2 separate regions of the Homo sapiens genome follow, and region 2 is linked to region 1. The links are chromatin contacts, found by Hi-C or POLR2A ChIA-PET in ENCODE. All regions are on one chromosome and are shown on one strand. The core of a region is the stretch at or near the end of the contact, and the rest is flanking DNA. Distances in the headings are between cores, read along the strand shown. Region 1 holds the start of CT70 (cancer/testis associated transcript 70). Region 2 has its middle 55 kb from the start of CT70.

Region 1 (7,462 bases), core at 3,916-6,415:
TTTGAAGTGCCTACTCTATGCTAGGTTCTTTACATCTGAAATTCAGATGCCAGCTGGAGTTATCCTGACCCCTCAGATGGAAATAAGTGGTTAAGACCTCCTTTTCTATGGATTATGGTAAACCAAATAATCTTCCCAAGCCTTCTTTGAATTCCAAAGGGTTCCTTATATTTCTTGATTAGCTCAGGCTCCCAACACCAGCTTCTTCAGAATTATTCTCGTAAGGGATTGTTTTGCTGTAGTCCACATTGTATCTCACAGATGTTTAACTCAAATTAATACTCACAGGAAACTTATAGAGGCGTTCACGTATGTAGTGACATTTATTAAAGTTTGGAAAAAAGGAGGTTTTACATTACAAAAAAACCGTCAATTTTATTTTATTTATTTATATATATTTTTTGAGATGGAGTTTCGCTCTTGTTGCCCAGGCTGGAATGCAATGGTGAGATCTCGGCTCACCACAATCTCCGCCTCCCAGAACCCAATCAATTTTAAATTCAGTATCAGTCATCTCTATTCTTTAAGGCCTTGGACCAGGTCCACATTTTAAGATCTGGCCTCCTGCTGAATTCCTTAATCTTTCTCTCTCTTCCTTTTTCCTAGTGTCTCAGTCCATTCAGGCTGCCATACCAAAATATCTTATGCTGGGTAATTTATAAACAATAGAAATTTGTTGCTCACAGTTCTGGGGGCTGAGAAGTCCAAGATCGTGGTGCCAGCATGGTCATGTTCAGATGAGGGCCCACTTTCTGATTCATAGATGGTACCTTCTCACTGTATCCTAACAAGGTGGAAGGGACAAATAAGCTCCCTTAGTCCTTTTTATAAGGGCACTAATCCCATTCATAAGGGATCTCTCCCCATGACCTAAACACTTCCCAAAGACCACGTCTTAATACTATTGCATTGGAGATTAAGTTGAAACATGTTAATTTTGGGGAAACACATGCATTCAGACCATAGCCCCTACTATCTTTCCTCCTTACGCCTTCACTCCAGATTGCCCCAGACTCCAAATTCTTGTTCCATAATGCAGAAAAATCCATTAAGTTCTCTCTAACCAGCTGTTTAAAAATCTGGCCAGCTGGGTGCAGTGGCTTACACCTGTAATCCCAACACTTTGGGAGGCTGAGGTGGGAGAATCATTTGAGGTCAGGAGGTCAAGACCAGCCTGAGCAATGTATTGAGACCCTATCTCTACAAAAATTAAAAAATTAGGTGCAGTGGCATGCACCTGTGGTCCCAGCTACTCAGAAGGCTGAGACAGGAGGATTACTTGAGCCCAGGTGGTTGAGGTTGCAGTGAGTCATGATTGCAACACTGAGCAACAGCCTGGGCAACAGAGCAAGACCTTGTCTCCAAAAAAAAAGAAAGAAAAAAGAAAAACCTGGCTAAACTTTTAAAGACCACTACGTCTGTCACTCAAAAACCTTGCTAAAGATTAAAAAATTATCTTTTTAAGGACTTCTTTAAATTATTGGCCAGAAATTAAACTCATTCTCATTTGTGTTTGTATGTAGATGGAAAAGAGAAGAGGATTTTTTTTTTTCTTGGAGATAGAGTCTCATTCTGTTGCCCAGGCTGGAGTGAAGTGGCACACGATCTTGGCTCACTGCAACCTCCACCTCCTGGGTTCAAGCGAGCCTCGTGCCTCAGCCTCCTGAGTGGCTGGGATTACAGGCATGAGCCACTATGCCAGGCTAATTTTTGTATTTTTAGTAGAAACGGGGTTTTGCTGTGTTGGCCAAGTTGGTCTTGAACTCCTGACCTCAAATAATCCGCCCGCCTCCACCTCCCAAAGTGTTGGCATTACAGGCATGAGCCACTGCACCCGGCCAAGGGCGGTTATTAAACACACATTATCTCAATTAGTTCTCACAGCAATACTGCAAGGTAGGTCTGATTCCCCCCAATTTTATAACTAGGAACACTGAGAACCAGAGAAATTAAAGAGTACACTCAAGGTCATCTAGTTGGGAAGGGGTGAACAGAGTCAAGACCATGGGACCACGTCAGTCTGACACCAAATCCCTCACTGCTTTCATTACACCACACTGCCTCATATGTTATGCTTGGCCTTATGAATCTGAAATATCCCAAGGTGATGACAGAGATTAGAGGAAACAAATGCAACTCCTCCCTGAGGGAGCCAATTGCATCTTGGACAACCCCAAGCTGTTTCTCCTGGCTGCCATCTTAATGTAGATGTCTTCGTACACCATGCCCAGACCTGAGCCCAGCCTTCCAGGTGGGATCTGACCAGAACACAGGAGAGCAAAACCACCCACTATATTCTTTACTCTGGATTTCTAGTTATGAAATCTGAGGTGCCTTTGGCTCCTTGAACCCAAATTGCATTGCTGATTCTTTCCTGGCTTTCAGCCAGTGGAAACCCCTAAAACAAAGGTCCCCCTTAAGTTCCGGCATCAATCCCAGGGTGGATCCTTGCTTCACCACTTCTTATGAGAATTTAGGCAACTCAGCTCTCTTATTTAATCAAGGGTATTGTTGATTGCACTAAAAGAGACAACAATACTATTTATCTCATAAAACTGTTAGAAGAATTAAATGAATTAATGCATGCATAATGCTAACCCAGTATCTGGAACATTGTAAAGTTCAACAAACATTAGATGTAATAGTAATACTTACAAATGTCCATCTCTTCTCCCACTTCCAAACAAATTTGATCTCTCCACTTCCCCATCTTCCCCCACTCCCAACACATACACACACAAACCCATTACTGAAACGCACTCTCCTAAAGCAGAAAATCTGGCCTTAGGAACCCTGGATTCAGTTTTTCTGTTTGTTTGTTTGTTTGTTTGTTTTGAGACAGAATCTTGCTCTGTCACCCAGGCAGGAATGCGGTGGTGCAATCTCAGCTCACTGCAACCTCCACTTCGTGGGTTCAAGTGATTCTCCTGCCTCAGCCTCCCAAATAGCTGGGACTACAGGCATGTGCCATCACGCCTGGCTAAATTTTTTTGTATTTTTAGTAGAGATGGGGTTTCACCATGTTAGCCAGGCTGGTCTCGAACTCCTGACTTCAGGCAATCTGCCCGCCTCAGCCTCCCAAAGTGCTGGGATTACAGGCATGAGCCACCACGCCTGGCTGGATTCAGTTCTATCACATGCTAGCTGCATGACCTTGAGAAAGATGCTCAACTTCTCTAAGCTGCAGTTTCTTCCTCTGTAAAATGGAAACCATAATTGTGTATTGACTTAACTCACAGCATCATCGTGAGGATTACATAAGGTAGAAATATAAGGAAGCTCCATATTTATTGGTACATTATTTCCATTGTCCTTGTAATGATGTTGGTAGTTTTTTTAAAAACTAATTACAGGTCTTTGTACTAATCTCTATTAAAATGTATACACTTATTTACGATTTATCAGATTAACATTGCTGCTCTATGTTCAGCCTTTGTATTTTTTTCTCATGTGATACATTTATCTGTGAGTTTTTAAAAACTCTATTCATATTAAAATGACAGCATAGGACCCCTATCCCTGCTAGTCACAAATTTTATTTTATTCATTAACAATAAATCCACAACAATTGGCTACATTATATACTGTTCTGGGGGCAATGACAGAGTCAAAGAAATAAAATTTGGGGTGTGTGCCCTCGAGTCTGTTAGTCCTCTGGGGAAATGACCTACATTCTTAACCTTAAATGTTAGTATCTTTTTTTTTTTTTTTTTTTCAGAAGGAGTCTCCCTCTGTTGCCCAGGCTGGGGTGCAGTGGCGTGATCTCAGCTCACTGCAACCTCCGCCTCCTGGATTCAAGCGATTCTTCTGCCTTAGCCTCCTGAGTAGCTGGGATTACAGGCATGTACCGCCACGCCCGGCTAATTTTTGTATTTTTAGTAGAGACGGGGTTTCACCATGTTGGCCAGACTGGTCTCTAACTCCTACCCTCAGGTGATCTGCCCGCCTCGGCCCCCCAAAGTGTTAGGACTACAGGCCTGAGCCACCACGCCCTGCCCAAATGTTAGTATCTTGAAATAGTTATGCGTCATGCCAAAGAAATCTAGAAGACCTGAAACTCTTCAATCACAGAACAAACTTGTAACTTCGATGGCAGTTATCCTTAACAAGATTCCCTGCGGGCCCTCTCTGAAACGGAGGAGATGTGACATTATAGAACTGCAAAATCTTAGGATTCATCACCTAACTTTAATGCTGAAGCGTTTGGAGATCATTCGGACTAACCCTCATGTTTTACAGTTGAAGATAATGATACTGGAGAAGGACTCATCCCAAATCACCCGTCGGTGGCAGAGCCTGGACAAACCTATGTCTCCTCCCTTCACTCGTTTGGGGTTGTTGCTGGACTGCAGGGACTCGAAGTAAGTAGAGAGGGGTACAGGGCACTGGAAGAAGAGGTATTTTGCAGGAGTCTGTTTTTTCCTGCTCCCAAATCGGTGGGATGTCAGCGAAGGATGGGTCTCTGGAGGAGAGGAGCTAACAAGGTCTTCTGAAAACCATCACTGAGGGTGCTGTGGTTGGGAACTCGAAACCTTGCCAGTTAAAAACGTTTCTGCGAATGTGGTTTCTGAGGGCGAGGAAGCCCTCCCCCGCCCCAGCGCCGGCCCCGCCCGCCGGGTGCCCGACAGTAACCCCGAGGCGTGCGGCAGCCCCAGCTGTCTTCAACGTAGCCATCTGGAAGACAAAAACCAGAAAATGTGCGCCTTCTCATTTGAAACCTGGTCTTTAAGTCCGGCCCCTCCCCAGCAAGAATGGGAACATTTAGTTTGCACCCACGTGGCTCTTCCGCGGGCTCATGCTCCACTCGGAAGCCCGGAGCTCTGTCCGGAATAGGCCAGACAGAGCTCCCTTCCCATCTGCCTTTTGCAGGAAGAAGGGATGTGGGGCAATCGGCACAGCTGAATAGGGGCCAGCTGTGGGAAAAGGGAGAGCGTGACAACAGATGGGGGGAGGAAGGAACGAGGAGTAATGGGGCGTCAGGGCCAGGGTGGCAGCTCAGAGGGCCCAATGTCGCCCCGCCAGACCCAGAATTAGGGCACGTCTGCAAAGCTCACACCCTCCATTTGAGAGCCGAACCGAAACCATCACAAGATGAAACCTCCGGACTCCCAGCCGCGGCGGGCGGCGGGCAGCGGGCGGCGCGCAAGCGCGCGGGGCCCCGAGTCTGACCTCGAGTTACCCCGCGCGGCGAGTCGCAGCGAAGTAGGTGAAAGGTAACTAGCAGACGCTGCTCTGGGCGAAGGCTGCGGCGCGCGTGCGCGGGGCTGGGCCTTGGGTTCCGTTCTCCCCCAAGTTTCTCCAAGTCTGCACTTCGCCAAACTATGGGTGTGTCCTGGGCCAGTGCATGAAGCGATGGAGTGGGGACATCGAGCCGATTTGGAAAATTCCTGCCACCCACTCTCTGTGGAGAAACGAGGTCTAGACGCGGTGCAGGGGAGAGAACCACTTACTGAACGCCATGTGTGTGCGCGGCGGGCGTGGTGCTGGGCGCCCTTCTTTTGATTCTCACAACCCTTTGAAAGACCTCAAAATGACCCCTCATGGAAGAGGAAACTGAGGCCCTGTGAGTTCATTTAATTGGCCCACGGTCATCCAATCAGTTAAGGGCAATTTCCATGAAGGGTCCGTGCTTCAAAGTGGGTTTTTGGCCCTAAAACACACAAACGACACCTGTAGCACATTTGGCAAGGCACTCTCATAGGCATTACTCATTCCATCCTTATCAGAAACCTATGAGGTAGTAGGTGCTGTGACTATTTTCTTTTTGCAGATGGGGAAACTGAGACTCAAGGAAGTTGTTCTGGAATCCCACAGAGAATATCAGAGCTGAAATTTTCTGTCCTATTTTAGAGAGATAAAAAGCTGAAAGCTCAAAGTCACGTTCTCCCATCGCCAATCTGAAGACCTATGAGAGCTTCATGCTCTATGGGGTGAGTGGCCCAGGCCATGCTAAAGACAAAGAAGTTCTCATTATTGGAGGTCTCCTTTGAGGGTTTCCATTACAAAATTACAAAGTGATCAACCCTTCTAGAAGACAGTTGGGTTGTTCACTTATTAAGGGCAGGGACAGAGTGCACTGCTCACAGTTGCTGAATTTGGTGTTCGTTCGGTGAGCTTATAGCTGAATGAACTCATTTTCAATCCCAGATTATTCAAGGGGGAAGCTGCCTTTGTGTCAGGCAATGGGTGAAGTAGCTTGTTTGTGACTTTTCCCAGAGGAGGGTTCTTGCATTCACGCAGCAAACATACTTATCATGCACTCTGCGGTGTTTATATAGCTGGGAAACAGATGGGAACTTCAAAGGACAGGAATGCTTTGCTTCTCTTGAAAATTCTGCTCTGAGTATTTGTCTTAGTCTTCTCGTGCTGGGTACTTAAACAACAGACATTTATTTCTCATAATTCTGGATGCTGGAAGAACAAAATCAAGGTGCAGGCTGATTTGATTCCTGTTGAGGCCCCACTTTCTGGCTTGCAAACAGCCATCTTATCACTGTACGCTCTTAGAGACTTCTCTCTAGAGTCTCTTCTTATAAGGCATGAATCCCATCGTGGGGTCTCCACCCTTATGACCTCATCTAAACCAAATTACCTCCCAAAGGACCCACCTCCTAATCATCATACTGGAGGTTAGGCATTCAACCTATGAACTGGGTGGAAGGGAGCACAAAAATTCACTCATAACAATCCTAGATGTCTGGATGTTTGCCCATCTCCATGCATGGTAGAAGCCATGTAATCCCCCTACCCTGTCAGGGTTTCCTGTGACACAAGAAGTAGATCACCCAGGGAGGGGCACCGGAACGCAGTCATAACTCCTCCCACCCCACCAACCCCTTGGTGCCTCAGCTGCTCTTCAGAATCACAAAGGCCAGAAAACAGAAGCAGCTCTCCTCCTCTCCTAGGAGGCTTTGGAAACAGAGGGAGATGCAAATGGAAATTCCCCAAAAGGGAAATGCAAGGGAAGCAGAAAAAGCTGCAGCAAAGTGGGTCTGCCCCCGCTACCCTCATTTCTTTCCAAGAATCCCCTCCCTTGAGTGTGCCGTCAGAGAATTGGAATGTCACTGCCCTGTCCCCCAAGACTGTGTTGCTGCTCAGGCTGATAAAGACAAAGGCTGCAATTGGGCTCGCTTTGCCCGAATGTAACCCTGCCTTGAAGCCTTCCTGAGGTGACCAGGGGAGATCATGTGCTGCCTGATGCTGTCAAGATGCCTGTGTGAGCTGCCTGCCTGCTGGTGTTGGCAGGAAGAAGGCTGCTTGGTAACTTACATCAGCACCGCGTGGAGGGTTGAGAGCTTTGGCCATGCCGGGCCCTGTGCTGACACTTGTAGTTGAATTCCCTCCCATATGATCCTCCACAGCCCTATGCAGTAAGTGTGTGACCCCCGTTTTGGAGAGTATGAAACTGAGGCTCTGAGGAGGTAAGTGATTTCCCCACATCACCCAACCAGTAAAACGCATG
Region 2 (6,885 bases), core at 208-2,707, 53 kb after region 1:
CCAGCACTTTGGGAGGCTGAGGCAGGCAGATCATTTGAGTCCAGGAGTTTAGGACCAGCCTGGGGAACATGGTGAAGCCCAGTCTCTACAAAAAATACAAAAATTAGCCAGGCATGGTGGTGGTGTGCCTATAGACCCAGCTACTCGAGAGGCTGAGGCCAGAGGATGACTTGAGCCCAGGTGGCAAAAGTTGCCATGGGACTGTGCCACTGCACTCCAGCCTGGGCAACAGACACCCTGTCTCAAAAAAAAAAAAAAAAAAAGAAGAGGAAGAAAAAAGGAGGAGGAGGAGGAGGAGGGGGAGGGGGAGAAGGAGGGGGAGGAGGAGGAGGAGGAAGTTCAGAGGCAGTATTCTCTTTTTCTCAGGAGACCTCAATTTTTCATAATCTTAACGCCTTCAACTGATTGGACAAGGCCCACCCAGTTTATGGAGGGTAATCTGCTTTACTCGAAGTCTACTGATATAAATGTTAATTTCATCTTAGAAATATCTTCACAGAGATCTCTTGACTGGTATTTGACCAAAGAGCTAGATATAGTGGCCTAGCCAAGTTGACACACAAAATTGCCATCACAGAGTGAGTCAGGGATCTAACTTTATCTTTTCCCTATTCTCTTTCTGATAAGAGGTCCCACAAAGCCCTGATTCCCTCATATTCTCTTCTGTTAGACTGTAGGGGCTAAAAAAGGTATTCAACAAACTTCCTTCTCTTCTCTTAGTTTGGCCTTCCATTCTCTAGATCCTACAGATGCCTTTTCAAACCTCAAATGACAAATAGACGAAAATAATGGGTGTGATCTAGTCTATTTGTCTCCAAAATTTGGGAGCTTGACCCATAGCAGACAAAAGGCATGCCCCATCTTGATCTGTGGGGGGATTTTTGCTCATGGCAGCGTCCCCTTAGACACCCTGAAGAGATAGCCAGAAAAGTGTGAAATTTCTACTTATCTTCACACTCTAGTAAGCCCTCTAACCCTTGTTTCTCGACTACAAGGCAGGATCCAAGAGTTCTAGAGCTTTCTAGCCAGGGCATTGTGAGGACATGGAGCCCGCAAGGAAAATTTCTGCCCAAGCATATGACATTATGATTAATAAGCATCAGCCATTAAGTATTTTGAGAGCTTCAGATGAAAGTTTCACAAACAGACCAGAGTGTCATATAATAAGGATTATAAGCTTCTAAGTATTTCATACTTGCCTTGATCAAAACAGAAAACTCTTCATGTATACATTATTAATAAATTTGGATGCCCCTTTAAAGGTGATTAATTAGGTCTGAGTCTCCTTCAGACTCTATGATCACACTGAAGATCTACACACTGGTCTGTCTGCTCCAGAGCTCCAGGCTTTTATCTCTCTAGTTTGGCAGGAATCTCCATGGGAGGCCAGTCCTAGCCTTGAGTGTGAAGGGTCACCAGTGGGGCATCATCCCCTGCGTTCTGGAGTGTGCTGAATGCCAACTCCCATTACATGGGGACCAAAATGAGCTCAGGAGCATTGGTATCAAGCCAGACTGCCAGTCTTCCACTCAGGCATCTCGGCCAACCTGCAACAAACACTGCCTGGTCTAGCTATTTAGAACTGAATAATTGGCACAGACATAGATGCCTGCTGACTTGCATTTGGTGCTCCCATTTGAATTTGAATTCTTTCATTAAGCCACAGAGCATCCTTTTTAAAGGTCCAGATCCTCCCAGGATAATTAGACTCTTCCTACAGCAACAGGAAGGCTGAATTATTCTTTCTGTCTCCCTGATCTGGCTGCATTTAAACAAGTTGGTAGGTACTTTCTGAAACAATTAGAAGAAAAGGGATAAGATGAGTGAGGCTCAATTCCCTTTTCAAAAAGTGCAGACAATGGCGGGTGCGGTGGCTCATGCCTATAATCCCAGCACTTTGGGAGGCTGAGGTGGGCAGATCACTTGAGGTCAGGAGTTCGTGACCAGCCTGGCCAACATGGTGAAAACCCGTCTCTCCCAAGAATACAAAAATTAGCCAAGCATGGTTGTGCAAGCCTGTAATCCCAGCTACTCAGGAGACTGAGGCAGGAGAATTGCTTGAACCCGGAAGGCGGAGGTTGCAGTGAGCCGAGATCATGCCACTGCACTCCAGCCTGGGTGACAGAGCGAGAGTCTATCTCAAAAAAACAAACAAACAAACAAAAAAACAACAGTGCAGACAAGAGATCTAAAAATGCTTCTTGCTATCTAGTAAGCTTGGATGTGCCTTCTTGGAGGCTACAGAAGGGTAGCCTTGAAAAATTGGATTTTTGCTGGGTACTTCCCAGTGAATCAAGGCACTGGCATCCCTGGGGGGCTCTGCAAGGTTATGGTCCTGAGGTTTGTGTATGAGAGTCCTGTTGCTGTTCCAGTGCATTTATAAGCCCTTATTGAGATGGCAGGTGACTAGAGGGAAAAGGACTCCTGTTGAGTATTTTTTTTTTTTTTTAAGAAATCCTTTAGGAAGCTGGATTAGGCTACGTGGAAATGTAATTGTGATTCTCAGCAGGCTGAGACTCATTAACAAAGAGCCAGAATAATGGGTTTTTATACAAGGTATTCATTCATTCATTTTTATTCATTTATTCTTTAACTGAATGTCTCCGCTAAGTGCCAAGCACTGGGTGGGATCCAGTCCCTGTCCTCAATGAGCTGAAAGTGTTTATATGGGAAGGGAAGTGTGGGTGGAGAACAGAATGCAGGAGAGACAGACAAGTAAACAGGTTATTAATACACTGTGATAATTACTAAAACAGTGGTAGGTACAAGCATCAAAATTCGGATGGGGAATAATGCATTAGAAATGGTGTAGGGAAAAAGTATGAAGGAGAAGAAAGACTTGACAGTGGACATGAAGCTATAGCTGAGCCTTTTTTTTTTCTTTTTTTTTTTTTGATACAGTGTCTTGTTCTGTTGCCCAGGCCAAAGGGCAGTGGTACAATTATGGCTTACTGCAGCCTCAACCTCCTAGCCTCAAGCAACCCTCCCACCTCAGCCTCCTGAGTCACTGGGACTACAGGTACATGTCACCATGCCCTGGCTAGTTTTTTTTGTGGACTTTTTTTTTTTTTTTTTTTGAGATAGGGTTTCACTCTGTGGCCCAGGCTAGGGTACAGCAGTATGATCTCGGCTCACTGCAACCTCCACCTCCCGGACTCAAGCGATCCTCCCACCTCAGCCCTCCCAGTAGCTGAGACAAGTAGGCACCACCATGCCTGGTTAATTTTATTTTTTTGTAGCAACGAGGTCTCATTGTGTTGCCGAAGCTGATCTTGAACTCTTGGCTCAAGTGATCCTCTTGCCTCGTCCTGCCAAAGTGCTAGAATTACAGGTGTGGGCCACCACACACAGTCTTTTGTTGAGTCTTGAATGATGAGTAGGAGCTTGTCAGACAGATCAAGAAGTAGGTAGAAGAGAAAGGAAGGCATTCCAGTCAGAGACAAGAAAAGGCAAAATGAAGGGGGCATAAAACGACATGGTGTATGCACAGTACTGTGAGTTGGTATGACGAAATGCTAGAAGCATGGGGAAGGGGACAGAAAAAAATGAGACTAGAGAGGTAGCCAGGGGCCAGATCTACAAGTTCTTTCAATACCATGAAATATATCCCTGAGGCAATGTGTCTAATAAGCCGTACCCTGGAATTTTGGGTCACCTGGCACAAACTATGGCTAACTATATCTATCTCTTCCTAAAAGTCTGTGGACCAAGGAGCTCCCCAAAGAGCAAAGGATATGGCACATCCATTGCTTGACCTGGTATATGCTAATAAAAATAAAGTACGGACAGGCACAGGCCCAAGACTAATGCCCTGCAGCAGCCACAAGGGGCTTGCTTCCATATCACTTTCCATTCATTAATTGGTATCCACTGGGTATAATTATGAAGCCACCACATGATACCTGTATCCAGCCTCTCTTTCCACATTTTGCATTCAATAATGTCACATGAGACATGTCTGGCTGTCATCCAGATATTCTGTGCTCACTCCACATATCTGCTCAACCAGTCTAATGGCCTTAATCAAAAAAGGAAATTAGATTACTCTAGCATGACCTGTTTTACTGAAATGCTACTGGCTTAGAGGGATTGCTGCTTAATTTGTAAGCACTCATAAGCCATTAGTAGAATAATCTCTTATGGAATTTTGCCTAGGACTGGTGCCAAGCTCATGAATCCATAGTGGGTGAAACAGGGAGGGAAAAATTAATTGTATTTCCTAAAAATCAAGGCATTTGTCCATCCTTAGTACTCCAGTATGATTCCTATTTTTCATCAGTCCTTGAGATTATCAGCAGCAATCCTGTGATCTTACTAGCAAACATAGTGATAGCTTGAAGAGTGATTTGTTTAGGCCAAGAGACAAAGTCCAGACAGCTGTTACCTCATTTCTCCCCTCTGAGAAGATTTCATCTCTTTAATTAGTTTGTGCCAGTCTTTTTAGTCAGAATATCCTTATTCTTGACAGAGAAGAAACAACAACATTGGACCTACCCAATAATCTTTCTGATTCTTTCTTTTGTTCTGTCTCTTGAACGCTTTTATCTGTTCTTGGTGAGTCTAAATTTTTTTCAAAGGTTGACTTGCTTAGAACATTAACTCTCATATTCCATATATTTTGTCTCAATATTTACCATTCCCCAACATCCAAAGTCCACAGGACAAGTGTTTCCAACATGACAATTGATGGTCCCTGAAACCACACATCTGAACTCACTCTGAGTCACATGGGGATTTAGTGCTTCAGGAATTATCTCAGAGGTAATACATCATGAGGAAATCTGCAGGGACAAGAGTCTTGCAAATCAACCTTGACAGGAGAGACCCCTTGAACTCGTTCACTTCTGTACAATTCCATTTCGATATGTCTCTTTTTCACTACTTGAGTAAAAGACAGACTTAGGGTTGAGAAGACAAATTATCTCTATGGACCTCAGTCTCTTAATTTATAAAATGAAGAGTTCTGGTAAGATAACTTTTAAGATCTGTTTCAACTAGAAAGTTATACAGCCCCAGAAATCTGAAGAGAAGAAGAAGAATTAAGATTCATGGAGGACCTATGACAAACTAGACATTATGCTAAAATCATAACGCCCGAGACCTCTTTTAGATCAGACAACAATCTTATGAGCTGATCCCATTTGGCAGATAAGGAAGATGAACTTTACTGGTATTGCATACTTTGTCCAAGGTCACAAAACTATTAATCATAAGTAAGGGGCAGAGTAGGAATTCGTATCCATCTACATCATTGATTCTCAACTGGGGCTGATTTTGTCCCCCAGTACGCATTTGGCAATGTCTGGAGACACTTCTGGTTGTCACACTTAGGGAATTGCTACTTGCAGCTAGTGGGTAGAGGCCAAGGATGTTGCTAAACCTCTTACAACACACAGGATAGCCCCCACAACCAGGAGTTATCTGGCCCAGAAAGTCACTAGTGCTGAGGCTGAGAAACCTAATATAGCTAGAAAGCCCAAGTGATATTGAATTGACCTAAATCACTTGTCAAATTCAGAAAATATTAATTATCATTGCTACACACAATTTTCTATCAAAGGATTTCCAGTCACAAAGAACAAACACACATCCCCCAAAGGAATGTAGCTATTATCAAGCCTGAGAATTTTACACTGTATCCCATTATATGCCCGCATTATGTAATAGAAAACAAAATTTTCCAATGCTTTTCTCCCAAATCTTTTTTTGTTTTGTTTTTGTTTTGAGACGTAGTCTCACTCTATTGCCCAGGCTGGAATGCAGGGGGGTGATCTCGGCTCACTGCAACCTCCAACTCCCAGTTTCAAGCGATTCTCCTGCCTCAGCCTCCTGAGTAGCTGGGACTACAGGCATGTGCCACCATGTCTGGCTAATTTTTATATTTTTAGTAGAGATGGGGTTTCACCACGTTGGCCAGGATGGCTTCGATCTCTTGACCTCATGAGCCGCCCACCTAGGCCTCCCAAAGTGCTGGGATTACAGGTGTGAGCCACCACGCCCGGCTCTCCCAAATCTTTCAGTAAAACTGATGGCCCTGGAAGACACAGCATGCTTATCCCATGGCTTCTGCTGTCCACTCACTCACCACTCATAAGCCATGAGTAGGTGGTAAGGGGACATAGCTAAGCCCATTGGCAACACTAGCCATATCCACAAGGTCTTTGACAACAAAAAATTGGAGCTCTAAACATAAAAGTGTTACAAAAGAGAGAGGAGAAAAATGAGTGGAATATGAGGAAAGACCTTAGAATTATCCATTTTGGCGATCTCATTTTGGAGATAAGGAGGTCAAGGCCCAGAGAAGTTAAGTGGCTTGCCAGAAATACACAGAAAACAAAGGCCAGGTCCAAACATCATACAGCACTCAGCTGTAATTTAAAAATTGGGCCAGGCATGGTGGCTCATGCCTGTAATCCCAGCACTTTGGGAGGCCAAGGCGGGCAGATCACCTGAGGTCAGGCATTTGAGACCAGCCTGGCTAACATGGTAAAGCCCTGTCTCTACTAAAAATACAAAAATTAGGGCTTGGCACGGTGGCTCACGCTTGTAATCCCAGCACTTCAGGAGATCAAGGCGGGCACACCACGAGGTCAAGAGTTCGAGAACACCATGGCCAACACAGTGAAACCCCATCTCTACTAAAAATACAAAAATTAGCTGGGCATGGTGACGGGCACCTGTAATCCCAGCTACTTGGGAGGCTGAGGCAGGAGAATCGCTTGAACCTGGGAGGCAGAGGTTGCAGTGAGCCAGGATCATGCCACTGCACTCCAGCCTGGGTGAGGGAGCTAGACTGTCTCAAAAAAAAAAAAAAAAAAAAAAAAAAAAAAAAAAAATTAGCAGGACATGGTGGGAGATGCCTGTAATCCCAGCTACTTGGGAGGC

What was found. Hi-C counts contacts between places; a loop is a spot of excess contacts on that map. ChIA-PET counts read pairs that join two places held with the same protein, here RNA polymerase II (POLR2A). Pooled maps may share reads with other maps.
Region 2: a loop to region 1 is called in a map of heart right ventricle, with 1.8 times the contacts of the local background. The contact joins the enhancer-like site here to the promoter of CT70 in region 1. A Hi-C loop is called at or near these places in 17 of 168 maps with a recorded cell type or tissue (CD14-positive monocyte, CD4-positive, alpha-beta T cell, Caco-2 and 11 more), 2 of 37 single-sample maps with no recorded cell type and 20 of 50 pooled maps. POLR2A ChIA-PET finds 5 or more read pairs at or near these places in 11 of 52 experiments (A549, B cell, BJ and 8 more).

Annotation. Positions count from the first base shown.
Region 1 is chr9:104,986,630-104,994,091 of GRCh38, forward strand. It overlaps CT70 (cancer/testis associated transcript 70), which reads right to left and starts at 5,166. Exons shown (of 4, transcript NR_184160.1): 1 at 5,057-5,166; 2 at 4,188-4,674; 3 at 685-784. RefSeq lists enhancers at 4,316-5,515, 7,031-7,462 and a silencer at 4,450-4,719.
Region 2 is chr9:105,043,154-105,050,038 of GRCh38, forward strand. No RefSeq gene overlaps it. Among named protein-coding and RNA genes, the nearest start is that of CT70, 55 kb to the left of the region's middle. Within about 2 kb of position 1,458, at least 3 of the 41 ENCODE cell types and tissues checked have a DNase peak (open chromatin) inside an H3K27ac peak, as active enhancers do; they include adrenal gland and heart right ventricle, where a contact is called at or near this core.